Regions from separate parts of the Homo sapiens genome. Here regions 2, 3 and 4 are each linked to region 1. A link is a loop called in an ENCODE intact Hi-C map of the cell type or tissue named here. Cell type or tissue: endothelial cell of umbilical vein. All regions are shown on one strand. Each heading gives the region's core, and the rest is flanking DNA. Links, peaks and the distances in the headings are about the cores only.

Region 1 (6,207 bases), core at 440-5,439:
TGGCCTCCCAGGATTACAGGTGTGAGCCACCACGCCCGGTCAGTACTGTTTTATGATGGCTCTTTAGTACTCCTTGGAGGAACAGAGCCACCTTCTTAGGCCTGTGGGATCACTACCTTAAAACACTGCTTCCTGTGCCTCCTGTCCCCACCCATGGGCGTCCCCTTCTGGCCTTCTTGGGTGCCCTTGCCAACTATGCCACAAATGGTCCCTCCAGTAGAAAGCCCCTCAAGGGCCAGAAGGGGCAGGGGACTTTCATTCTCATTTTTTACACCTTTTAAAAAAGTATTTTCTTTTTTTTTTTTTTTTTTTTTGAGACAGAGTCTCGCCTTGTCGCCCGGGTTGGAGTGCAGTGGCACAATCTCGGCTCACTACAACCTCTGCCTCCCAGGTTCAAGCGATTCTTCTGCCTCAGCCTCCCAAGTAGCTGGGATTACAGGCACACGCCACCATGCCCAGCTAATTTTTGTATTTTTAGTAGAAACAGGGTTTCACTATGTTGGCCAGGCTGGTCTCAAACTCTTGACCTCATGTGGCCCACCCACCCTGGCCTCCCAGAGTGCTAGGATTACAGACGTGAGCCACTGCTCCCGGCCTGAAAAAGTATTTTCTAATTTTATTAGTATTTTAAAACTTGGTACTGTGAAACATAGCACCTATTTTGTTCCTCATTTCACTTTGGAAAACCCCCAGGTTGAGTTAGTGGGAGTTGAGCCCAGTCACTGTTGACCGGCTGCATGGGCCTGGGCAGTGCTGAGACTTGGCAAGAGAGCCCAGGGCCCCCTGAGGACCAGTGGGGCACAGAGAGTGGCTACGGGTGTAGCATGGGATGGAGGAGAGGGAGAAGCTGCTGCCCGGTCCATCTCTGATTCGTGGAGCTGATTTTCCAAACACTCTAAGGCCTCGGTTCACATTCTGTTTCCCACAGAGGAGGCTCTGCGTCTCTGAACTGTTGTCAGGCCCCACCAGGCTCTTCACTGTTTGGAGCCAGATCTACGGAGCCAAACTGCCTTGACCTGCTTTCTGAGGAGGGGACAGGCAGCAAGTGCCGGACCTAGCCAGATTCAGCCCGCAGAAGGTGTTCCAGACTCCAAGCAGCCTGCTGGCCTAGCTCCAGGCCCAGGTGGCTGCAGACTCCACAATGGGTGACTCAGGTAAGCTGTGCTGGACAAACAAGCCAGTGTTCTCAGCCCAGCAGGGTGATGCCTGTCATAAGCTTTCCTGTCGTCATTGTACCGCCATTTCCTGAGGGTGGCCTTGCCAGGCCCGGAGCCAGGGTCCATGGAGACTGGTAGGAATGTGGTTATCTTGGTTTATGTCTTGTTGCCAAGGTGCTTCCCAATGCTTCTAAAGCTGGGCTTGGCGCTGATCCACCAGCACCTGTGCTGTCTGATGGTGGCATGGAGGCCGCTGGGCTGAAAGAGGCCTACTGAGACCACAGACAGTCTGGTGAGGAGATACTGGTATGTGTCTTTCTCATGATCCTAACACCTATAGTTTTGGTGCTCCCTTCCTTCAGGAGTCCCAAAAGACCAGGCAAGCTGGAGACACTTGGCCAGAGAGGCAACTGGGCTTAAACAGCCAGCTTAAACAAACAGCTACTATTTCCTGAGCACTTCTCATGTGCCAGGCACTGCTCTAAGCACTTCACATATGCCAATGAATTCTCAAAACATTCCTGTGACACAGCTACTAGTATTATCCCTAATTTACAGATGAGGAAGCTGAGGCTGAGTCATAGGTTCAGAAACACACAGCTGGTGACCAGTGAATCCAGGATCTGTACCCAGGCTATGGAACCTAGAGCCTGCTAGATCCACCTGCCAAGCTACCTGACCTAGAGCTGGTGTTTTTTTTTTTGTCCCCCTTTATTTTTCTTTTTTATAAACAAGGTGTCTTGCTCTGCCACCCAGACTGGAGTTCAGTGGTGCAATTATAGCTCACTGCAGTCTCGAACTCCTGGGCTCAAGCGATCCTCCCACTTCAGCCTCCCTAGTATAATGGGACTATAGGCACGTGCCACCACTTCTGGCTAGTGAGCTGGTGCTCCTAACTCTCACAGGGTACTGCCTCTCTTCTGCTCTGTCATGATGACTGTAGTGCAAGAAGGGGACTCAGCAAGAAGCCTCAGGATTCTAGGCGTGGCTCAGCCACAACCTGCTGTGTGATCTTGGCCTTCACTCCCCACTCTGGCCTTCAGACTCCTCAGGGATTAGACCAAGTAGTCTACAACTCTGCTTCCAGTTCTGTGGCTCTGACTCACGTGGAAACAGCAGTGGGGAAAGGCCCTATCCCTTAGCCCCACCGGAAGTGTCTACTGCTGATTACCAAGAACAGCCTCACGGGCTTTTGAGAAGGGCAGGGAGGATCAACTCCTGACCTGGTGACACTGATGGAGCAAAGCTGCTTCCCCACTCCACACCTCAGTTTCCCCACTCCTTCCAGTGGAGATAATGACCTCTGTGTGCTCAGTGCTACTGTGAGTCAGGGTTAATTAGCATTAGTCATAGACTTGGGAATCCTCACAAGAAAAGGGTCATCTGGTGGGTCTGGGCTGTGCCCTGGCTGTGATGAGACACCACTCATGCCCCTGTGAGTGTGTCATCATGCTTCATTAGTGGCTTGCCTAACTTTGCAGGTCGGCCCTGGGGTGGCCCAGCCCTGAGTGCGGGTGCTGAGATCAGCCAAAGGATGACACCTGGGGAGGGCTGCATGTGTCCCAGGGTGGCTGCCAATGGCTCACAGTCCCCTGGATTTCCCTTTCGGTTGACTTCCCATTCAATCGGGTTCTTATCATTGCTACTCGAGCCACTATTCCTGGATGCAAGGCCCCAACTCTGACCTTAAATTTAGAGGTTTTTTTTTCCTTCTCTGTCTCCTCAATAAATACCCATTCTCATTTCTGTCTCTCTGCTGACTGTTTCAATGCTTTCAGTTTCTTTCTGTTTCCATCACCGCACTTGGTAGAGCTTAAGTGGGGTTAGGGGAAAGACCCTGTAACAAAATAAGGACAAAGTAAGAATGATGATGTCTTGTGTTGGCAAGTCCAGCTAGGTAAGCCAGAAGTGGAACATGGGGGACATCTAGTGGCCGTAGTGGGTACTGCTAGCATTCTTGCCTGGCACCGAGGTCACATTCTTGAACTTTTTTTTTTTTTTTTTTTTTTTTTTTTTCTGAGACAGGGTCTTGCGCTATCTCCCAGGCTGGAGGGCAGTGGTGTGATCACAGCTCACGGCAGCCTTGACTTCCCAGGCTTAAGGGATCCTCGCACCTCAGCCTCCTGAGGAGCTGGGACTACAGGTGCACGCCACCACACCTGGCTTTTTTTTTTTTTTTTTTTTTTGGTAGAGACGGGGTTTCCCTATGTTGTCTACTCTGGTCTTGAACTCCTGGGCTCAAACAATCTGCCTGCCTTGGCCTCCCAAAGTGCTGGGATTACAGGCATAAGCCATCACGCCTGGCCTCATACCTGAACTTGATTCTCAAGTTGGCTACAGTGACTTGCCCCAGCTCTTGGAGACTTGGGAGATGGCACGATCCTTAGGAGGGGAGATTTTCTTATCACTTAATAGCTGATAAATTGCATTTCCCTTGACATCTGGTTTCTCTGGATCTACAGAAGAAAGGTCTCAGGCTGGGCACGGTGGCTCACGCCTGTAATCCCAGCACTTTGGGAGGCTGAGGCGGGTGGATCCTTGAAGTCAGGAGTTCAAGACCAGCCTGGCCAACATGGTGAAACCCCATCTCTACTAAAAACACAAAAATTAGCTGGGCGGTAGTGGCATATGCCTGTAATCCCAGCTACTCAGGAGGCTGAGGGAGGAGAATTGCTTGAGCCTGGGAGGTGGAGGTTGCAGTGAGCCGAGATCCCACCACTGCACTCCAGCCTGGGCGACAGAGACCCTCCCTGTCTCAAAAATAAAAAAAGGAAAAAAAATCAGTCCAGCATGGTGGTGGGCACCTGTAGTTCCAGCTACTACGGAGGCTGAGGCAGAATCACTTGAACCCAGGAGGCAGAGGTTGCAGTGAGCTGAGATTGCAGTATTGCACTCCAGCCTGGGCAACAGAGCAAGATTGTCTCAAAACAAAAACAAAAACAAACAACCCAAGTAACAATGGAATTAAACATCGTCATGCATGTATAACTATGTCCTTGGTTAAAGGCAGGCAGTGGGGTCTGCCTTGGAGGCTGATGGGCTGAGTTTGAATCCCGGCCCTCACTTACTGGGCTGTGTGACCCTGAACAAAGTAATTAACTTATGCTTTTGTTTCCTCATTTGTAAAAATGGAACAGTAATTATACCTTCCTCATAGGACTGCTATGAGGCTTAAATAAGATAAAATGCTTAGACCAGTGCTTGGCAAACAATCTGTACTTACAAGTGATAGCTATTTGCAGCAGTAGTAAAATCAAGTTTCAGAGGTTCTCCTGCTCAAGACTGATTCCCCACATTTCAGTAGGAGGTAGACTCCAGCTGCAGTCTTGGTTTCGCTATCACTTTTTTTTTGAGATGCAGTCTCCCTCTGTCACCCAGGCTGGAGTGCAGTGGCGCGATCTCAGCTCACTGGAACCTCCGCCTCCCGGGTTCAAGTGATTCTCCTGCCTCAGCTTCCCAAATAGCTGGGACTCCAGGCACCCATCACCACGCTCGGCTAATTTTTGTATTTTTAGTAGAGATGAGGTTTCACCACGTTGGCCAGGCTGGTCTTGAACTCCTGACCTCAAGTGATCCGCACACCTCAGCCTCCCAAAGTGCTGGGACTATAGGTGTGAGGCACTGCACCTGGCCTTGGTATCACTTCTGATTGGCTCAAAACCCGTTGTGCCGTCAAGTTATTCTTGTGTGCCTTTCCTTCTGCTCCATTGGTTCTAGTTAGGTTGGACAAGACTGGCTAAGAAATGGACACAGAGGCTAAAAAGGATTTTCTTGTCTCTGTGATCCTGGCTTCCCCGTGAGAACTATGAAGGCCTTGGAGGTGAATCTTGAGTCCCTTCTAGGCTTCACATTTTCTGTTCCTACTACCATCCCTTTGAGGGCTGTTACTGACACACTATAGGAAACAATTTTCCTCCATATCTGCTTACTGGGATATCAATAGGTGGCTAATAGAAAGAAGTGAGTACAGAAAGCTGAAGAGTATGTTATTATAATGATCTGACTTGTTGGATAATCTCTGGATAAGTGACCAAATCTCCATGACCTACCTGTCCTACACAGAGGCCTTTGTATGTTCCTGTTTCCCTCTCTTCCTAATTGGCTTCAGCTATACAACAGTCAGTTCAACTAGAGAGGCACTGTGGCAAGAAAAACAATAACCACCACAGCTGTAGCCAAGGAGCAATGAGATAAAAGAGAGTATGGGATATAGATGGAATGAATGGTCTCTAATTAAAGGGTTTAAATGCAGCATTCACTTCTGAGGGCATGGGCCAACTGACCAGGATGGCAGCTGTATAAAGCCAAAGAAAACCTAGAATAGAAATAAAACTAAACATAGAAAGGAAAACTGAGGAGAAGGAAGTGTTTGTACTTTTGTCGATGGTCAAGCTGTGCGTGCAGCTGTTTTTATTGCTAAGATGGAATAGGATGGAAGGGATTCAGAAGTGGCTCTCAGGCACCCACAACCAGAAGAAGAGTATAAGTGAGGAAAGCCCCAAAGAGAATGCTCCACCTGTTAAGTCTATTAAAGTTGGCTGAAATCAAAAAGGAGCCAGGAGAAAGACTCTCTTCTGGGCACTAGTATCCCGTGAGTGGCTGCAAGATACTCCTTTCTACTGTGAGAGGGAGATCTCAACTTTGAGCTTGGGAAAGAAAACCATAGACTCACAGTGCTTGGAAGATATTCCCAGCTGTATCGTAATGGAAAGAACAGAAGCTGGGAAAGATGGATTTCAGTGTGGCTCTGCCTCATTCTAGCTATATGACAGCTAGTTATTAGATGTCTTTGAGCTTCAGTCTTCTCGGTAAAAACAAAATCTACTTGGATGGGGAATGCAACCTTTGTTAAAACACAGAATCCTAGAGGATTTAGTGGAGAAAATTAGTAAAAGGAGAATCTGAAGTTTGGGGGGACTATAATAATGGGGTATGAATAATCTGGAATGGCAAGGGCTCTTCAAAATGCCACCACCTGTCCTGATCACTGAGACCAAGTACTGCAAAAGAAGGTGCTGGCCTGGGAGGTCAGGAGGAAGGCGCTGAAGTT
Region 2 (6,207 bases), core at 471-5,470, 370 kb before region 1:
AAGACTCAGCTTATTAAACCATTTATTTACTCATTATTCAAGAGATATTTATTGAATACTAGTTATCATTAACAGTGCTATTTATAATAGTGAGAAATTGGAAATAACCTAAATGACTTCAGAGGATTGGTAAACTAAACTACTGTATGTTCTTACAGGGAATGCTCTGTAGACATTTAAAAAAGATACAAAAATGTTAATAACATGGAATATTTTAATCTATATTAAGTGAAAAAATATTTGTAATACAGTATATACAATATAGGCTCATTTTTGTTTAAAAACAATGAAACAAAACCAACTGTATAAGAAACTAGCAGGGGAAATGCTGGAAGCATATACATAAAATAGTTAACTTGGTAATGTAGCTATCTCAGGTTACAGTGATTTGTGTTTATTTTTAATTCCCCTATATTTTCTCAGTTACCCCCAAAGAACACAAGTCACTTCTAAAAGAATACATTCTTTAAAAAATTTTTTTTTTTTTTTTTTTAAATGAGATAGGGTCCCATTGTTTTCCAGGCTGGAGTACAGTGGTGCAATCTCAAGTCACTGCAACTTCTGCCTCCTGGGCTCACTCCATCCTCCCACCTTAGCCTCCCAAGTAGCTGGGACTACAGGCATGCACTACCACACGCAGCTGGTTTTTGTATTTTTAGTAGAGATGGGGTTTCACCATTTCACCCAGGCTGAGAATACACTTTTTAAACTTAGAGATACAAAATTAGAATTGCCAGTCATAGGTTTTCTTGGAATACACATGCTACAATAATGTAGGAGTACCTGATAAGAATTCAGTAAATATTTGTTGAATGAAGGAGAGAATGATTGAATAGCAGAGATTCCTAGGTCTGTGGTATTGGCACTTAAATACTTTCATAATTTTATCCAGAAACAAATCCTTAGTTCAGTTATTTCAGAAGAAAAATCATGAATTGAGCTGTCCTGCAGAAGCTAGGAAATAGCTTTAACTGGCTGTTGGTTGTGTAGTGACAGATCCAGCAGAATTGAGCCCGCCACTGAAGCAGCCAGGCAACAATGCTGTTTCACAGTATGCAGGATCTGAATAAAAGTGTCCTTTGTGCTTATTTGAGACTGGGGGGCGGGACTTGTGGCAATTTACGTTATTTTTCCATAATGGAAATTGAGGCAGCCTCTAATCCTGCTATCACACATGGCAACTACTTATTTGATTTTTGGTAATTTGGGAGCAGCTGTGGACAAACAATTATTCTGCAAAAAGAGCCATGCCAGCTGCATTCTGACCCAGTTGCAAATGCTTGGGTAGACCAAACTTCCTATTCACCATCTTTCTAAACCAGGGATAGCTTTAACAACTCACCTGCTTTTTATTGATATGTGTAGCTTCTGGTAAGCGTCTACATATTTGAGAATGCACTCTCTAATGCTTTTTTATTGTTGTCACCAACCTTCACTAGGCACCTACTTCATTCAGGCAGTGTGCCAGACACAGGGTTGTAAGCTACAAGATGTTATACAGTGTGGATAGACTGCTTTCATTTTGACAGGTGGGTCAGCATTAGCTTTATTTTTAGTAGACTAAATGGCAGTGTAAAGAAAGAATCTGGTGTGGAGGCAGTTGGGAGCTGTGTTCCTTTGGTCCCCAGACTCCCCCTGAATCTGCTGTCTGCGCGTTCATTGATGTCCCCTTGCTATGCCATGTGCTTTCACAAGCCGTTGCTGCTGCCTGCAGTGCCCTTTTTTTCATTCTGGAGCCTGACGAGCTTCTGACTGTAGACTCTGTCATTTCCTTCAGGATGCCTGCCCCATGTCCTTGCAGTTTTGTCTTCTCTGTGCTCCCTTAACCCTTAGCAAATATCACTAGAATAGGATTTGTTTTTTAAATGGCGAAAGCCTACTTACTTAACTGTATTAATTCAGTCTTTCAGTATACACTTATTTATTTTTTAAGCTCTTATAACCCAGGGGCTTAGAGAGATGTTTCAGTAAAGAAACATAGGAAATTAGGTAGGTAGGGTCATCTATAATGAGTAAAAAGACAGCGTACTTTTGACTGTGAACGTCTGTAGGGCAAGGACAAAACGCTGACAATCTTTATTTCTGTCTCTATAGTGCTGAATTATCACAAGGGACAAATGGCCTGAATAATTGTATGAACCCACTCTATTAGAAATTACCTTCACACTGATAGATAATGGCCTGTGATAAGAAGCAAGTCAAAACTTTTTAGAATGTAGAACTGCACTGTTCAATATAGTAGCCACAAGCCACATATGGCCATTTAATATTAATTAAAATTAAACATTTAATTCCTTATGATCTCATGTGGTCAGTAGTCCACATGTCCAGCTACAGTTTTGGACAGCACACATTTAGAATATTTCCATCATTGCAGAAAGTTCTACCAGACAGTGCTAATCCAGAACCTATAAGAGAGTTGACATATTTTAAGCATTTGATGAAGTACATTGACTTAACTCTTCTCTATGGAAAGATGTTCCGGCAAGCCAAAATTCCCCATGCTGTCTTTACATTTTTTCCTTTGCTTGTGGCACCCTCTAGTGTTCTAGTAATACATAGTCTATTTATAATTTGAATAGAAGAAGATTGGAATATTTTGGAGAATTCTGTATGTGTAGCATTTTTCTAGGGAGGAGCTCTGTAGCTTTCACCCATCCCCAAGAAAGTTTATGATTCAAAAACGATTAAGAACTCTATGATAGAGGTATTTGTATGGTCAAAATTCCTAATGTGATCTGTAAACATTATTTCACCCAGTGTAAAAAAAAAAAAAAAAATCATGTAACTGTCCCTTCAACATTTCTTTGCTGTCCTCATCTTTGTACATGGAATAAGAATAAGTTACACTTATATAGCACTCACTATATACCATGTCCCCTTAAGCCCTTTTTCAAATAGTAATTCATTTTGTCCCCAGTAATTCTATGAAGTAGATTCTGTTATTTTCCTTCATTTGACAGATGTTACAACTAAGACAGAAAAAGTCAAATGAAACTTCTCCAAGTTGCTAGTAAGTGGCAGAGCAAGAAATGGAATACAGTATTCTGGTTCCAGAGTTTGTACCACCCCGCCGGAGAAGTGAGGATGTGTTTAAGTAGGCATGAGGTAGAATGGAGAGGAGACTCTCCAGACACTTGTACATGCTGAGCCCAGTTGTATAATAAGAAAAAAGAATGGTAACTCTAAATCGCTCTTTCCCATGCTGGAAATGATAGCCATTACCCACCACTGATTTTCAGTAGGTCTACGCAGTCCGCTAGGGAGTTAGGATGGTAGATAAAGGTCAAAGGTACCATTGCTACCACATTTTCTTTGGTTTCCAAAAACCTGATCTATTCATCGAGTAATATGACAAATTATTTTCTGTTTGTCAGTGTTATTTCTATGAAGAGACAGTATAGTACTATGATGTTGATTTTGAGGTTTGCAGGAATGTTAGACTTAAAGAGTAGGTCAGATAGACTCACAAACATAAGTTTGTGTTGATATCACCTACTTTCCTGTCTATGCTCCCTTCTCACTTCTAAGTGTCCCATTTCTGTCTGTGTGAAGCATTTTATTTTTATGTATTTATGTATTCTGAGATACAGTTTCACTTTGTTGCCCAGGCTGGAGTGCAGTGGCATCATCTCAACTCACTGCAGCCTCCGCCTCCCGGGTTCAAGCGATTCTCCTGCCTCAGCCTCCCGAGCAGCTGGGACTACAGGCGTGTACCACCACACCCGGCTGATTTTTGTATTTTTAGTAGAGACAGGGTTTCATCATGTTGGCCAGGCTGGTCTTGAACTTCTGACCTCAGCTGATCCACCTGCCTCCCAAGGTGTTAGGATTACAGGCGTGAGCCACCGCGCCAGGCCTGTGAGACATTTTATACTCTATAGCTTAGCATCTTTTTAATGATTCATTAAATTTGAGATTCATCAGTGTCTGAAAACAGAAACTCTAATTGTAGTCTTGTAAAAATGGGCTTCATTTTTTACATCACTTCTTTATTGAGGGTATGAGAATCCCGGATTGCTGCTTACCAGCACTGTATGAGTAATTTTGAATGCAAGTATGTATTTTCTTCTTTAAGTATTAATCGGGGCCTAGAAAACCATGTGTGGCATTTCAGATAATTTAATTCTGGGAACTGGGTACACAGGTGTTACAAGATGAAAGAGCACAAAAGACACTGGGGTAATCCAGATAGGAAGCACTACCACCCCTAGGTTTGGGGGAACAGAAGAGAAGAACCTGGAAGCTCAGAGAGGTCCTCCTGCAGCTGGTAATCTGATCTCCTAGTGGAATGCCATTCAGCTGGTACTCAACCACCAGGAGAGAAGAGGCACAGCTGGAGTTGGGAGGTGCAACACTCCTCTTGCTGGAGCAATGCTGATATTATAACAATGAAAACAGCAAAGAAATCCCTTCTTCTCTCCCCTTCCAGTCTCCCTAGGCAAAACCTAACAGGATACTGGCAGTAAAGTCTGGAAAACATGGTTGGCAGGCTCAGCCCCAGAGCGAGGAATAGTGCAACTCTGACAAGAATAGAAGACAGGGCTTGGAAGTGAGACGGAGAGAGAGAGATAAACAGCAAGCATAACCTTGTAGGAGAGTTACAGAAACTGTAACTGCCTGGGTGTAGCTTTAGTTATTAAAATGTGCAGCTGATTACCCACAATCATTTATCAAAGAGCACATTATGATAGATCTATTCATAGAGACTTTATGGACCCGAGCCCTGACTTCAGTGAGCTTACAGTATTTTCTTTTCTTTTTTTCTTCGAGATGGAGTCGCACCCTGTCGCCCAGGCTGGAGAATGCAGTGGCGCGATCTTGGCTCACTGCAACCTCCGCCTCCCGGGTTCAAGCAATTCTCCTGCCTCAGTCTCCAGAGTAGCTGGGATTACAGTCATGTGCCACCATGTCCGGCTAATTTTTTGTATCTTTAGTAGAGACGGGGTTTTACCATGTTGGCCCGGCTGACTCCAGACCTCGCGATCTGCCCGCCTCTGGCCTCTCGGGATTACGGGCATGAGCCACCATGCCTGGCGCTTACAGTATTTTCATAAAATCATCCACTCATCCCTAAGTCATTATGAAGTTGTGTGGTAAAGCTTTTTTTTCTTTTCTTGCTTTTTTTTTTTTTTTTGAGACAGAGTCTCGCTGTGTTGCCCAGGCTGGAGTGCAGTGGTGCGATCTTTGCTCACTGCAACCTCCGACTCCCAGGTTTAAGTGATTCTCCTGTCTCAGCCTCCAGAATAGCTGGAATTAAAGCCACCACCCCTGGCTAATTTTTGTATTTTTAGTAGAGATAGGGTTTCACCATGTTGGTCAGGCTAGTCTCAAACTTCTGACCTCGCGATCCCCCAGCCTTGGCCTCCCAAAGTGCTGGGATTACAGGCGTGAGCCACCACGCCCAGCCCAAAGCTTATTTTTCTTAAGCATTATATAAAAGCATCATTGTTAACTGGATTATCGTGTTATTAGTATTAAGGAATATTTACAAAGTTAACCTATTGGTATGAAAAATATTTGATTAGTCATACAATTTTGTTAGTTTTAGATGCCGCAAATTAGGAGTTTGTCTTCCTCAAGGCAAGGCCACTTCTAAACTTGAACTGTGCTGTTCTCAGTTCTTAACGTAAGAAGGGAGCTTTATTTATCTAGTGACAGTTTGCTCTAACATGTCATTTAATTTTAATTTTCAAAAGGATCAGTTTGGAAGACTATATCATAGCTATTTGTTTTTAAAGCTCATTTTGTTAAAAGTCAAAGTAATACATTCATATAATAAAAGATGAAATAGAAGGACTTACAATAAAAATCAATAGTCTTTTGCCACTCTTTCCCCATCCCGAGTCCCACTTTTCAGAGACAATTAGCTGTTTTTTGTTTATAGTTTAACTGTTTTGTTTATAGTATCATCAAACAGTAATGCCTCCATAACTCTAAATAATATGTCTATACCACTATTTCTTGATTTATCAAATGGGCATTATTGACTTTTTTTTTTTTTTTTTTTTTTTGAGAAGGAGTCTCGCTCTGTCGCCCAGGCTGGAGTGCAGTGGCACAATCTCGGCTCACTGCAAGCTCCGCCTCCCGGGTTCACGCCATTCTCCTGCCTCTGCCTCCCGAGTAGCTGGGACTACAGGTGCCCGCCACCACGCCCGGCTAACTTTTTGTATTTTTAGTAGAGACGGGGTTTCACCGTGTTAGCCA
Region 3 (6,207 bases), core at 678-5,677, 640 kb before region 1:
TAAGCCCCTGAAGAGCCTGGAGACTAACAAGGGGTAGCACACATACATAGGAACTATAATTTGAGGAATGGTGAGAATAGTGATATAGCCAAAGAACAATATTAGATGAAGGGGAGATTCCTTTTTTAAGGTCAGGTTTCATGGTAGAACTATCATTCCTTTAAATATTTGAAAAAGTGAAGATAATGGAAGTGAAGGCAGAAACGAATGCATTTTGATTTGAGAAAATGACATGAGCAAAGGCATTGAGGTAGGAAAGAACACAGCATGATAATAACATAATTAAGAGCTACCATTAATTAACTCCTTAGAGTATGTACCCTTTTAAAATCCTTGCATCAGTCCTGTTAGGTAGGTAGCTCTTATTATTTCCACCATACAAATTGGAAATTGGAGTTATATAGAGAGGTCAAGTAAGTGGCAGAGGCAGGATTCTAACCTAACTCTGTCTGATTCCAAAACCAGTGTTCATGGTCACCATACTGTGTAGTCTTTACATTCAAGAAGTAGCAGATAATACAGTTTACCTGGAGGATAGAGTATATATATATATATATGGGTATGAAGTGGATTGTCTTCTGGGAAAGGATTTGTAGAGGGTTAAGAGGCAGTGAAAATGAACAGAAAGGGATAGATGAAAGGTTTGGTGGAGGAGGGCACAGAAATAATATCCAAGTGATTGTTCTGGGGACTGTGGGAAAAGGGGGAAATCAAAGGTGCCTGAGGTTTCATATATGGTTGCCTGAGGACAGTGGCATCACAAACACAAAAAGTGAGGAGAAGAAAGTGTTGTTTGGAGGGGGGCGGGAAAGGAAAGACAGCAATAATGTTGATTGTAGATGTGTTGCATTTAAAGCACAGATGAAATACACCATTGGCAATTTAGGTAACAGATGTGACTTCTCATTTTAAGAAGTCCTCTGGGTTTAAAGGAAGACAGAGGACAATAATTAGAGGTTGCTAGGAGCTAAGACTTTATCAGAGTTGACACTCTGACTTCAGTGGGCCTTATTTTCCCTGCATCTCATCACCCTGTGTCCTGACATCACTCAAGTCGCCTCAACTCCATAGCTCCTCTATGACCACAGCTTCCTTTACTTCTACCTCTGCTGTTCTTATTTCGCCTGCTCTCCACCCTCCCTGTGATCCCTTGATACGTCTGAATGCACCTGGTTCAACAGTCCCTGTTTTCACCTGCCTTTCTCTCCAGTCAAACCTCTGGCCATTCATTTGAATTCTGCCCTCTCTGGCATCTTACAGTACCTCTTCCATAGATATTACCTTCCTCTCCTCCATTCCAAATCCAAAGGACCATTCTCTTAAGTAATGAAGGCCTTACAGGGTGATGAACTGTGAACCCCAAACATCTGAGACAGGTCTCGGTTAATTTAGAAAGTATTTTGCCAAGGTTGGCCAGGCGTGCTGGCTCATGCCTGTAGTCCCAGCACTTTGGGAGGCTGAGGCAGGTGGATCACCTGAGGTCAGGAGTTTGAGACCAGCCTCAACATGGCGAAACCCTGTCTACTAAAAATACAAAGTTAGCCGGGCGTGGTGGTGCATGCCTGTAATCCCAGCTACTCGGGAGGCTGAGGCAGGAGAATTGCTTGAACCTGGGAGGCAGAGGTTGCGGTGAGCCGAGATCACGCCATTGCACTCCAGCCTGGGCAACAAGAGCAAAACTCTGTCTCAAAAAAAAAAAAAAAAGTTTATAGAAAGTTTATTTTGCCAAGATTGAGGATGTGCACTCATGACACAGCCTCAGGAGGTCCTGATGACATGTGCCCAAGGTGGTCAGAACACAGTTTGGTTTTATACATTTTAAGGGGACATGAGACATCAATCAACATATGTATGATGAACACTGGTTCAGTTTGGAAAGGCGAGACATCTGGAAGCAGGGAGGGGGCTTCCAGGTCATGGGTAGATAAGAGACAAATGGTTGCATTCTTTTGAGTTTTTGATTGGCCTCTTCAAAGTAGGCAATCAGATGTGCATTTATCTCAGTGAGCAGAGGGGTGATTTTGAATAGAATCGGAGGCAGGTTTGCCCTAAGCAGTTCCAGCTTGACTTTTCCCTTTGGCTTAGTGATTTTGGGGGCCCAAGATGTTTTCCTTTCACAGAGCCTATAATCATAATTATAATATTGTCACTGTTAGCTGTAGAGAAACTATCCTCTTCAATGGGAATTAACACTGTAAAGAGTCCTGGTCCTTAAAGGGACCAAAGCAGGCATATCTTGTTAGGCTTCCTTTGTGCCTGAAACCTGTGGTACTCTTATTGGATAATATACTCTAGGAATGAACTAAGCAGGTGAGATAGGCTAGCTTACCTTTTTTCTAGTTATGTCTTATTTCCAAAATTCTGAAGTGTGCAGCAAGGAGGGAGTTGGTATGGAGAGATAAAGCAGAAACAACTTCGGAGGTCCTTTAAGGTGATAGTGTACAGGGCTACTGCACTGGCATCCTGTTTCTTCCTGAAACCAGATCTGTGTGTAAAATCCAGCATTGGTTAGGGACTTTGAGGCAGCACTAGTCTTGGTTGGAAACCCTGGCTGTCCTCTAAACCTACACTGTGGTGGCTTCTGACTAGCCTCAGTGAAGTCACTTTGCAATCAGCACCTGTGTGTCTGTAGCTGCGGGCCCTGAGGCCTTCGTGTATGTAGCACAGGGAGCCAGCAGAGGGAGCTGTCGTCCCAGAACTTTCTTAGAGCTGCTAAGAAATTCTGATTTTGAAAAAGATCTTCCTAGGCTCCATCCGAACCTCCCATGCAATAAGACTCTAACTTGAGATATGCGAGAGTTTGGTGCCAGACCCCTGGTGTGAGCAGATGGGGAGCTTCTGCATAGCTGTTTAAACTTGAAAGCCCTAGGAGCTCTTGATTTCAAGGAAACGCCTGTTTACTGATCCAAATCAAGCAACTCTTGAGAAATGGGAGTGCCTTCCTGACCTCAGTCTTTATTGATCTTGGTATCCGCACCTCCAGTGACGTGTCCTGAAGGGTGGGAGAGAATTCACAAGTGCCTCACACACAGGGAAAGAAGGAAGTCCAACTATTGCTGCAGAAAGTCCCCACTGGGGAGGTGCGGGTAGAGTGTTTGGGTAGCATTAAAACAGTGAGTGCCCTGTGAGAAGCACAGTGCCTGGGTGCAGCACTTTGCATCAGCTCTGATTTTGAAATCAGACACAGAAGGCTTTGAAGCCGGCCAGTAAGGGGTTGTCAGGCAGTTGACTAATGCTCTTGATTTGAATCGGAGGCTGCTGTGAAAAGGGATGCAGCTTCTGCTAGCCACTGTGAACTTCTGAATCTCACTAGGGTTGGGTCTGCTTTGGGGCACTCAGATAACCCCAGTATTTCCAAACCAGCTTTCCCTTTTGCTTCAGGACATATCTTACCCAAGCCTGCACTATGGAGAAGTGGGACGGTAATGAGGGCACCTCAGCTTTTCACATGCCTGAGTGGATGGTGAGTTCACTGGTCGTTTTGTTTCTCCTTCTGTTTCTTGATAATGAGAGGCAACCATTTCTGACGGGTGACAAGGATCACCTCTGAGAAGCTCCTACCAAGATCCGTGGTTGGAAAAACAGTTATTACTCTACGTTCTGATTAGTTCCTAGGTACTAGGTCACCACTGTTTCTTAATTATCCACGAAGCTGGGAAAGGTGTGAGAGTTGCCTGGCCAGGGCTTGTTGCCTGGTCATCTCTGGTGGGCAGGGGCTTTCCTCCGGCTGCTGGTGTGATGTATGGGTTGTGTTTCCTGTGACTGTTTTGCACTTCTGTTTTCAACCTGATGCTTCATTTGTTTCTCTGGGGGTAAAGAAAAAGAACAATGAGGAGAAAAAACAAAAACAGAACTTACAGAAATGGTGCTCTCTGAAGTCTGCAAAGATTGCAAACATTTCTCCCCTCCCTGCCCGTATTTTTCCCTTCAGTCACAACATTTCCCTATTTCCCCCCCAGCTATCCTTTATATATATATTTCTCTATGGCAGGAACTGCAGCTCTCTTGGTACAGTTCTTCAGAATACCATGTTTGCCTGATCAGTAGTTTTACTAAAATGATAATAAGGACTTATTTGTTGATAAGAACTAGCATATAAACCTATTATATTGGATCGAATTTCAACTTTTAAAGACAATAACCATCCTTATGTTTCTAAATAGTTTCTTCTAGATTTAGCCTGATTTCTTACAGCCCACACAGGTTTATGTTTACAGATTTGTGTTTCCCCACTATGGAAAACTAGTTAGACTCTCTAAAACATATTTCAAGTTCTTTTTAGTGTTTATAGAATTATGGATTTGAAGAAATAACTATTGATAATGAGATAGAATATATAGTAGGCCTAACAAAGGCCCCCTGAGGAACTTACATTTCAACTCATTGTTACAACTATTTTTTATTGTTTTGGGGGAGGTTATTGCTGTTCTTCTTAATGTCGTTTCAGAACATTGTGTTCAGGTTTTTTTTTTTTTTTTTTTTGAAATGGAGTCTGGCTCTGTTGTCCAGGCTGGAGTGCAGTGGCGTGATCTCAGCTCACTGCAACCTCCGCTTCCTGGGTTCAAGTGATTCTCCTGTCTCAGCCTCCCAAGTAGCTGGGATTACAGGTGTGCACCACCATACCGGGTAATTTTTGTATTTTTGGTGGAGATGGGGTTTCACCATGTTGGCCAGGCTGGTCTTGAACTCCTGACCGTAGGTGATCCACCCAACTCGGCCTCCCACAGTGCTGGGATTACAGGTGTGAGCCACCACGCTCAGTCTTGTGTTCAATTTTAAAACATTTTGTGGAAAGAAAACCTATCCATCTACAAGCTTATTCCAAGTAACATAGTGTTTTAGAATTAATGGAAGGATTTATGTAATACTTCTGATTGGGTTGAGTTTTTTTGAATTTCTTGCTACTCACTAATAACAAGAAGAGGGAAAAAGAAATTTGGTTTTCTTAAGGGAAGGGCCACGTTAAGGTATCAAACTTTGGTATTTCTATAAAGGAATATTACAGAAGAATTCTACTGAACATTAGTGTGCCAACTCAGAATCAATCAAAGTTTTATAATAATTCTTATTTCTGTCATAGTCCTCACCGTCTTACAAGCTTAGCACATCCCCTCAAAGTTCAGTAGTGGCTCCTGCTGAACTTTCACCCATTTACCTTCTTTCTAGTTAATGTGAATGGGAAGACTGCCCTAAAGGAGTTGGTGTGACCACTGCATAAGGGATATGATCTAGGGCTTCCCAGCTTTTAGAAAACACTCTTTATTTAATAAAACACAGCTCTTTAGTGTTGTGTCTTGGTTGGTAAAAAATAAATAAAAAAATTTGCAGCCGGGTGCGGTGGCTCACGCCTGTAATCCCAGCACTTTGGGGGAGGCCAGGGCGGGCAGATCACGAGGTCAGGAGATCAAGATCATCCTGGCTAACACAGTGAAACCCGGTCTCTACTAAAAATACAAAAAATTAGCCGGGCGTGGTGGCGGGCGCCTATAGTCCCAGCTACTCTGGAGGCTGAGGCAGGAGAATAGCATGAACCCGGGAGGCAGAGCTTACAGTGAGCTGAGATCGCGCCACTGCACTCCAGCCTGGGCGACAGGGTGAGACTCCGTCTCAAAACAAACAAACAAAATAATAATTTAGAAAAGCACAGCTCTGCTCTGTTCTGTTTTTAATAAGGTATTACTCTCACTTAGGAATTTCTCAGCCATTCTCTCTTAAATAGCAGGAAAATACCTTTGCTCAGTATTTTGAACAGCAATAAAAAGGAATAGGGAGGAGCTAGTCTTCAATAACACGATTGTCTCATTTGCTAGCTTTTCTTTGCCAAAGACTTTTGAGGCTTTCTTTCAGATACCACGTAAGTCATTGACTCCTGACTTGGTCTGAAAGTACTTCATTAGGTTGCTACTGATAGCCACTTAGCCAAGAAAGCTAACCTCTGAGCACCCTCTAGTGTATTGCCGATGGATTTCCAGACCTTACTTGTAAAATGTTAAAGTGTCTTTTAATCCCCAAGAAAAAAACCGTTGCTCCAGCTCCCATGTTGGGCCAAAGTTTCAATTTAAAGTTTTAACGAGTGTCTTACTCATGTTCCCATTTACATATTAGTGTAATGAAATTTCCACTGAAACTATCCCTGCCACCAAAGGAAATATGAGAAGTCTCTCAAATCTTCTTTCAGGAGAAAAATTTAGCAGAGAAGGTATATTA
Region 4 (6,207 bases), core at 364-5,363, 130 kb before region 1:
GTGATGCTATCTCAGCACACTGCAACCTCTGCCTCCTGGGCTCAAGTGATTCTCCCACCTCAGCCTCCCGAGTAGCTGGAACTAAAGGTATACACCACCATGCCCAGCTAATTTTTGTATTTTTTTTTTTAGAGATGGGGTTTCTCCATATTGCTCAGGGTGGTCTCAAACCCCTTGTCTCCAGTGATGTGCCCACTTCGGCCTCCCCAAAATGCTGGGATTACAGGATGAGCCACTGCGCTCGGCCTCACATCAAGTTCTATGGCAGCACGAGCTTGCTGGTTTTGTACCTGACCATTCTACCAACATTCAGCAAACCATTCAGCAGTCCCTCCAGAATCCTGTTCTCAACCATTTCTCTTACCTTCCCAGCTTTGGTATCATCAAATTGCAACCCAGAGGCAATGCATACAGCCTGCTCCTAGTAGAGGGTCCTCCTCACTGAAAATATGTAGATATAGATCGGTAGCATTTCACAAATTGGTTTCTAAACTTGTTACCTGTACCTTATAACACAGTTTTCTAATTTTTAAGAAGTATAAATGATGACAGGGTTCCTAGGCTGCTCTTAAAGTTATTTACAAAAGATTCTAAAATATTCTATAGTTCTATCTGAAATTAGGATACAATTCTGTTAATAGTAGCCAATAATCATTTAAATGTAAGATAAAATGACATCTTAATTTTATCTGGAATGCTAGTGTTTAAGTAAAGTAGATATGATATGAAGGAGAATATAATAGATCCAGAAGAGAACTTCTGGATGTTGCAAGATCTTTAGTGGCTATAAGCCCTGAATTTAATTTTTTTTATATATATAATTTTTTTTTTTTTTTTGAGACAGAGTCTCGCTCTGTTGCCCAGGCTGGAGTGCAGTGGCACGATCTTGGCTCCCTGCAGGCTACGCCTCCTAGGTTCACGCCATTCTCCTGCCTCAGCCTCCTGAGTAGCTGGGACTACAGGTGCCCGCCACCACGCCCAGCTAATTTTTTGTATTTTTAGTAGAGACGGGGTTTCACTGTGTTAGCCAGGATGGTCTCAATCTCCTGAGGTCATGATCCACCCGCCTCGGCCTCCCAAAGTGTTGGGATTACTGGCGTGAGCCACCACACCCGGCCCTGTATCTTTTATTAGAAGACTTTTATATTTTTTTTCCCTTGGCTTAGGCTTATCAAAAGTATCCCCATTATGATTATTAGCTCTAAAGAGGGGCATTTTTCAGTTCATATGAAGAGAAAAATGCAACAACGGAAGGGGGAAGTGGAAGAGTCAGGCAGAAAAGAAAAAGGTGAGAAGTACTTGAGGTAACCACCCAAGAGAAGAGAAAAAGGGGGAAGAAAGAAGTGAAGAAAGTTGCGCGTAAAGACAGTATCTGAGATGGACTAAACTCTAAACTCTAAGCAGAAAACAAAGGAAGGAAAACAGTGTGTGCACTTATACACACACATAATTAAAATTTAAAGGAAAAAAGAAGGGAGGCTGCTGGGAAACACGTGGGTTAGGCAGGTCCTGAGCAAGCTACCACAGGGAATTCTGGCCAAGCCTGATGGCTTTCTAGAGCAAAAGACAGCAAAGTGTAGACTCAGACAATGATACAGACAGGACAGTCAAAAGACATACATTTGCAATATGATTAAAAATATTTACTTTTATAATAAAAGCAAACATTGTAGACTATTTGGAAATTACAGAAAAGTATGTTTTTAGTCTCCTTTAACTGAACAGCTATGGATAACATCAATAGTTTGGCATTCAAATGTGAAATGTATAGGAAAAAATTAGAGTTGTACTATATAAAAAACATTTTCCTGTGTGTCCCTTCAAAGAGGTGTTAAAACATGACTAATGGGTAAAACATTTTATCCACTAAGATGCACTATCACTTAGCTACTTTATCACCGACTGGGTCATTTAGGTTGCTTCTGACTTTTAAGTATTATAACACTAAAATTTACGTATTCTTTTGACAGTGCACATTTCTAAATATTTCTTTAGATAATTTTTAACTTTTTAAATAAAATTATTTGAAGGATATAAAATATTTACCAAGCAATACATAGTGGTAGACTGGCTGTATCATAATACCTTTTCTAACACTGTTTTATCTGCCAGTTTGACAAATCATATACTGTACTTTCGTTTTAATCTGCATTCTTTTGGATTAGACATAAAACCATTTTGTATCCTCTGCTTATTTTTTTTTATTAAAAATTACTCTGTATTACCCTCTTCTATGAGATCATTCATCTTTATTTCACCCACACTGTAACTGCAAGTCTGTTTGGTGAAAGCTTTCACTTAACAGCTGAGCACAAGTATCAAAGGCTAAAAACTGTGAACCTCGAGAAGTGTGAGCTATGGCAGTCTCTGCAGCAATTTCTTTGCATAAAACAAAATCTTCATGAACTGGGGATTACTTGGGGTTCTGAATGAGTATCTCTAAAGTCCTCATGCACACCTCAACAACTCTGAAGCTTTTGTGAAGACAATCTCTCTTGTAGAAACTTATGTCTTCCTTACGCTCTCTCTTCTAAATTGAGGTGCTGACTCACACCTCTCCTAAAAAACAATGGAACCATGCCATTAAGTACACGTAGTATTTTATTTACATTCTTCTTCTCTCCTAACCAGTAAAGATCTTCTGTAGCCTTCGTCATGTCCAGCAGGATGCCAGGTACCCCGAGTTTTAATACACTGGTCATATCAAACATGCAGAATCTGTTTAATTCTAGTATCTCATTTTCTAGCAGAGAAAACAATGGGTCAGCTGCATATCTCTCTCATGGTCAAGGAGAACCAGGGCCAGAACTTCTCTACCCTGATAACCAGTCCACTGACCAATCACACTCTCCTAACTCCTACACAGTAACACCCAGCAGTATTGCTAAGCACTCTAGGAACTAATGTTTCTGAATGAAAAATATGAAAGTCTGAATTTTCAAGTAAATCAGAAAAAGATTCAAATATGATTCATCTCAAAGCAGTCTCTCTGGAAAATTATGCAAATATTCAGCGATGTTATAGTTGATTAAAGGAGTTTTATATCTTTTACTCTTTTCAAAGTGCCTAGAGGGCCGGTTTTATACCCCAATTGATATTACTCGTTTTTCCATTCATCTTATTCTTTGGGCTTAAATGACTGTTAGCCATTTCAAAAATTCACATCCAGCTTCAAAGCATCAAGATTTGCCATCACTTATGATACTGAAACAGAAGTAAAATTCCAAAAAAAAGAGCTCAAAGTGTTTGAAACAATAATGGCATCATAAGAATAAGTTCATAACCTCCCAAGGTGTCTACCTATATTCCTTTTCTTTCCAAAAAGTAGCTATGCCACTATTTCGAATACCCACTCATTTATAGATGCAAATTGTTTTAAAGGGACATCTCATGCAATCATGTAACTACTGACAGCCCTCTAAAACTATATTTGGAGAGTGTCCCAAAGATAAGCATATCACATTATATTGAATATATATATTTAAATATTCAGAGAGAAATGTCTTAAAGAGCATATTCCAGAATGTAAATAATGACACCCTTTAAGGGATAAGATTATGAGACATTTTGATTTTTCTTTACTTTGGCTTACAGATTTTCTTACATTGCTCTAATGGATATGGGTCATTTATACAATTAAAATACACATCCATACACAAACACACAAAATAGAACAAAGTACATAGACACTGCAAAATTCCAAGAGCCAAGCATTAAAGATGTTTGATCTAAATTTGCACAGCTGATTGTTTAAAAGCTCAAAATTTGGCTCAGGAAGAACACTACACCTACCCAGATACAACAGGGGCAAGATTTAAAAAGAATGTTGAGATTGGGTTGATCTTACCTCCTCGCCCTTCTGTATAATTTTACAACTATCTACACAACTCAAAAAGGAATCCTTGCCTTTTCTAAGTGAGCCACAACCTTTCTGAATGCTTAAAGCACATCTCAACAGTAATTACACTGTTGATGACCTGAAAATGGGTCACCCCGCACAACTGATTGAAACTCTCTTATGCAACCTTCCTCTAGAGGAAACAAGAACAGCTTGTACAAATATTTCAGCTAAATCTACTTTCCAAACAGAAGATGATACACATTTGTAGGCATTATCAAGTCCTGAAAGCACACAGAAAGGCAAAAGAAACAATTATGAAGAAGTTAAATTAGCTTAGTCATTTGTCCCAACCAAATTTCATATTGCATCATTAATTTAAGAAAGCGTGGAGGCTTTTTGTGTCATTAGTTAATAAACAAGCAATGCCTAAAGTTTAGACATTATTACCTAGAAAGTTATGATGAGATAATCATATTATCTAGAAAAAATACATTAAGGTCTGAGAAATAACATTTCTACAGGATATGAAATTGCATTTCTATAAGTTCACTCTTAGTTTCAACAAGCTCTATTGTTTCCTTTCTGACTAGGAATGTGGGGTTAACAAAACTAGACTTAGCATGCCAGTTTTTAGCCTTTAGGTAAACAGGTATTTATGAAATGTATCTGAATGAACTTGCATGGACTTCTATAAAGGCTTTAAAGTCCTATCACTAACCAACATAAGAGTTTTAAATGGCTGAGTAGACAGAAACACCCTAAAGTTAGAAGATGAATAAACTGGGGACAGGGAACCACAACACAACAGAAAAGCCCTCTCAAAAGGAGAAGGTGTACAGGCGTATACGTTTCTACACCTATACAGGTGCTAAGTCAGATGTGCTCGGGGGCTGTCTCAAAGGCTCAACACCTCACAGCTCCACTCCCACTTTACCATTCACAACGCTGAAACTTAGAGGCCCCTATAGCAAGAAAGAAATTTCTGATTCAACTGGTTAGGAGTGGGGGTGTAGTGGGGAGTGGTCTAGACTCCAGGATATCGGGCATTACTTCTTAAGACAGCCCACAGCAGCCAGGCGCAATGGCTCACGCCTGTAATTCCAGCACTTTGGGAGGCCGAGGCTGGCGGATCACGAGGTCAGGAGATCAAGACCATCCTGGCTAACACAGTGGAACCCCGTCTCTACTAAAAATACAAAAAATTAGCCGGGTGTGGTGGCAGGCACCTGTAGTGCCAGCTACTCGGGAGGCTGAGGCAGAAGAATGGCGTGAACCCAGGAGGCGGACCTTGCAGTGAGTCGAGATCGTGCCACTGCACTCCAGCCTGGGCGACAGAGTGAGACTCCGTCTCAAAAAAAAAAAAAAAAAAAAAAAGCCCACAGCAGTAGCAAAATGTTTGAACTCTGGCAATTCTGAACATGAGGCTTAGTCTGATTCTCAGAGAATGCTCAATATATTACAATTTTATTGTTCTTACTTAAAATTGTTCAATATTTTATAATATTTTAGACATGTATAAAGTGAAGCAAAAAAAAAAAAAGCTGGCTTAAATTAACTAAATTACTACCATTCTACAGTCTCCAAATATTTAAAGGTGTCCACCTTCAATCAGATAGATCTGTCACTGAGTGCCTCAATGGGGGTGACAGGTAAATAACATCACCCATTAAGGTAAAAGGAGATGAAGGTGAGGAGAAAGTACCTCTTTGTACAACCCCACTGAGGTTTCTATTCTTTCTTCTGCTGTTTAGGGGGCTAAAGAGACTGGAGGTGGGAAGACTGCAAAGGGTCATTTAATTGTAAGGTACCCAGAGTTGGAGTGAACAAAAAAGCAAAGTAGGATCTAGGGAGAATTTCTGAAAATGATAGGATTAAAACACATACTATGTAACATTCATTCTTGCAATCTGGCATTCAAAATTAGACTTAAGATATGTTTATTATTTTCCTGCTAACAGCTTAAAGAACAGTGGGGCCTTAAAGCTGGTTTAATCTGACACCAAAAGACAAAAATCTAAAGTAATGGTCATTATAATTATGCAAAGAGTATATTTAAACGTCTTCTAACACACTATAGAAGTTCCCCCCAAAAGTCACTGATTAATTAACCAAAGCCAAAAAAGGAAAAATTCAATTAGACAGCCATTTCTGGCATTAATTACCTCCCCTGAAATGTAAGATTTTTCCCCCTTAGATTTCAAAACTCTCTAAGGAGAAAAACCAAGTAGTAACATACCTATAGATGGAGATTTGAAAGGGTATTTATCAGGTAGGTCCACTCTAACTTTCCATACTCCGCCTTCATATGGTGCTGAAATAAAAGTAAAAATGTTCATCAGAACTACATCTCCAAATTAGAAAATAAA

The links. Peaks named below come from ENCODE experiments on the same cell type or tissue, not always from the same donor. Only the 100,000 strongest peaks of a DNase experiment are listed, where the experiment ranks them.
Region 2: it touches region 1 in a loop (4-fold over the local background); 8 of 110 quality-filtered maps call a loop at or near these places.
Region 3: a loop joins it to region 1, with 12 times the contacts of the local background. A loop is called at or near these places in 26 of 110 quality-filtered maps.
Region 4: a loop joins it to region 1, with 5 times the contacts of the local background. A loop is called at or near these places in 2 of 110 quality-filtered maps.

Annotation. Positions count from the first base shown.
Region 1 is chr7:130,007,948-130,014,154 of GRCh38, forward strand. It overlaps UBE2H-DT (UBE2H divergent transcript), which reads left to right. Exons shown (of 4, transcript XR_007060520.1): 3 at 929-1,154. Among named protein-coding and RNA genes, the nearest start is that of ZC3HC1, 40 kb to the right of the region's middle. RefSeq lists enhancers at 657-736, 837-906, 994-1,493, 1,290-2,489, 4,431-4,590. In endothelial cell of umbilical vein, for the core only: a CTCF peak has its summit at 3,086 (motif pointing left); DNase peaks (open chromatin) are centred at 1,254, 1,544, 2,414, 3,054 and 1 weaker place; H3K27ac peaks cover 2,613 bases.
Region 2 is chr7:129,642,284-129,648,490 of GRCh38, forward strand. The region is part of intron 1 of NRF1 (nuclear respiratory factor 1); the gene reads left to right. Among named protein-coding and RNA genes, the nearest start is that of NRF1, 34 kb to the left of the region's middle. In endothelial cell of umbilical vein, for the core only: no CTCF peak of the experiment used is centred there; DNase peaks (open chromatin) are centred at 1,618 and 2,528; H3K27ac peaks cover 565 bases.
Region 3 is chr7:129,365,089-129,371,295 of GRCh38, forward strand. All of the region lies in intron 1 of AHCYL2 (adenosylhomocysteinase like 2), which reads left to right. LOC107986847 (a long non-coding RNA gene) reads right to left here. Exons shown (of 3, transcript XR_007060518.1): 3 at 2,936-3,806. Among named protein-coding and RNA genes, the nearest start is that of STRIP2, 66 kb to the right of the region's middle. In endothelial cell of umbilical vein, for the core only: a CTCF peak has its summit at 2,689 (motif pointing right); DNase peaks (open chromatin) are centred at 2,703 and 3,803.
Region 4 is chr7:129,873,491-129,879,697 of GRCh38, forward strand. It overlaps UBE2H (ubiquitin conjugating enzyme E2 H), which reads right to left. Exons shown (of 7, transcript NM_003344.4): 3 at 6,078-6,152. Among named protein-coding and RNA genes, the nearest start is that of UBE2H, 76 kb to the right of the region's middle. In endothelial cell of umbilical vein, for the core only: no CTCF peak of the experiment used is centred there; no DNase peak of the experiment used is centred there; H3K27ac peaks cover 331 bases.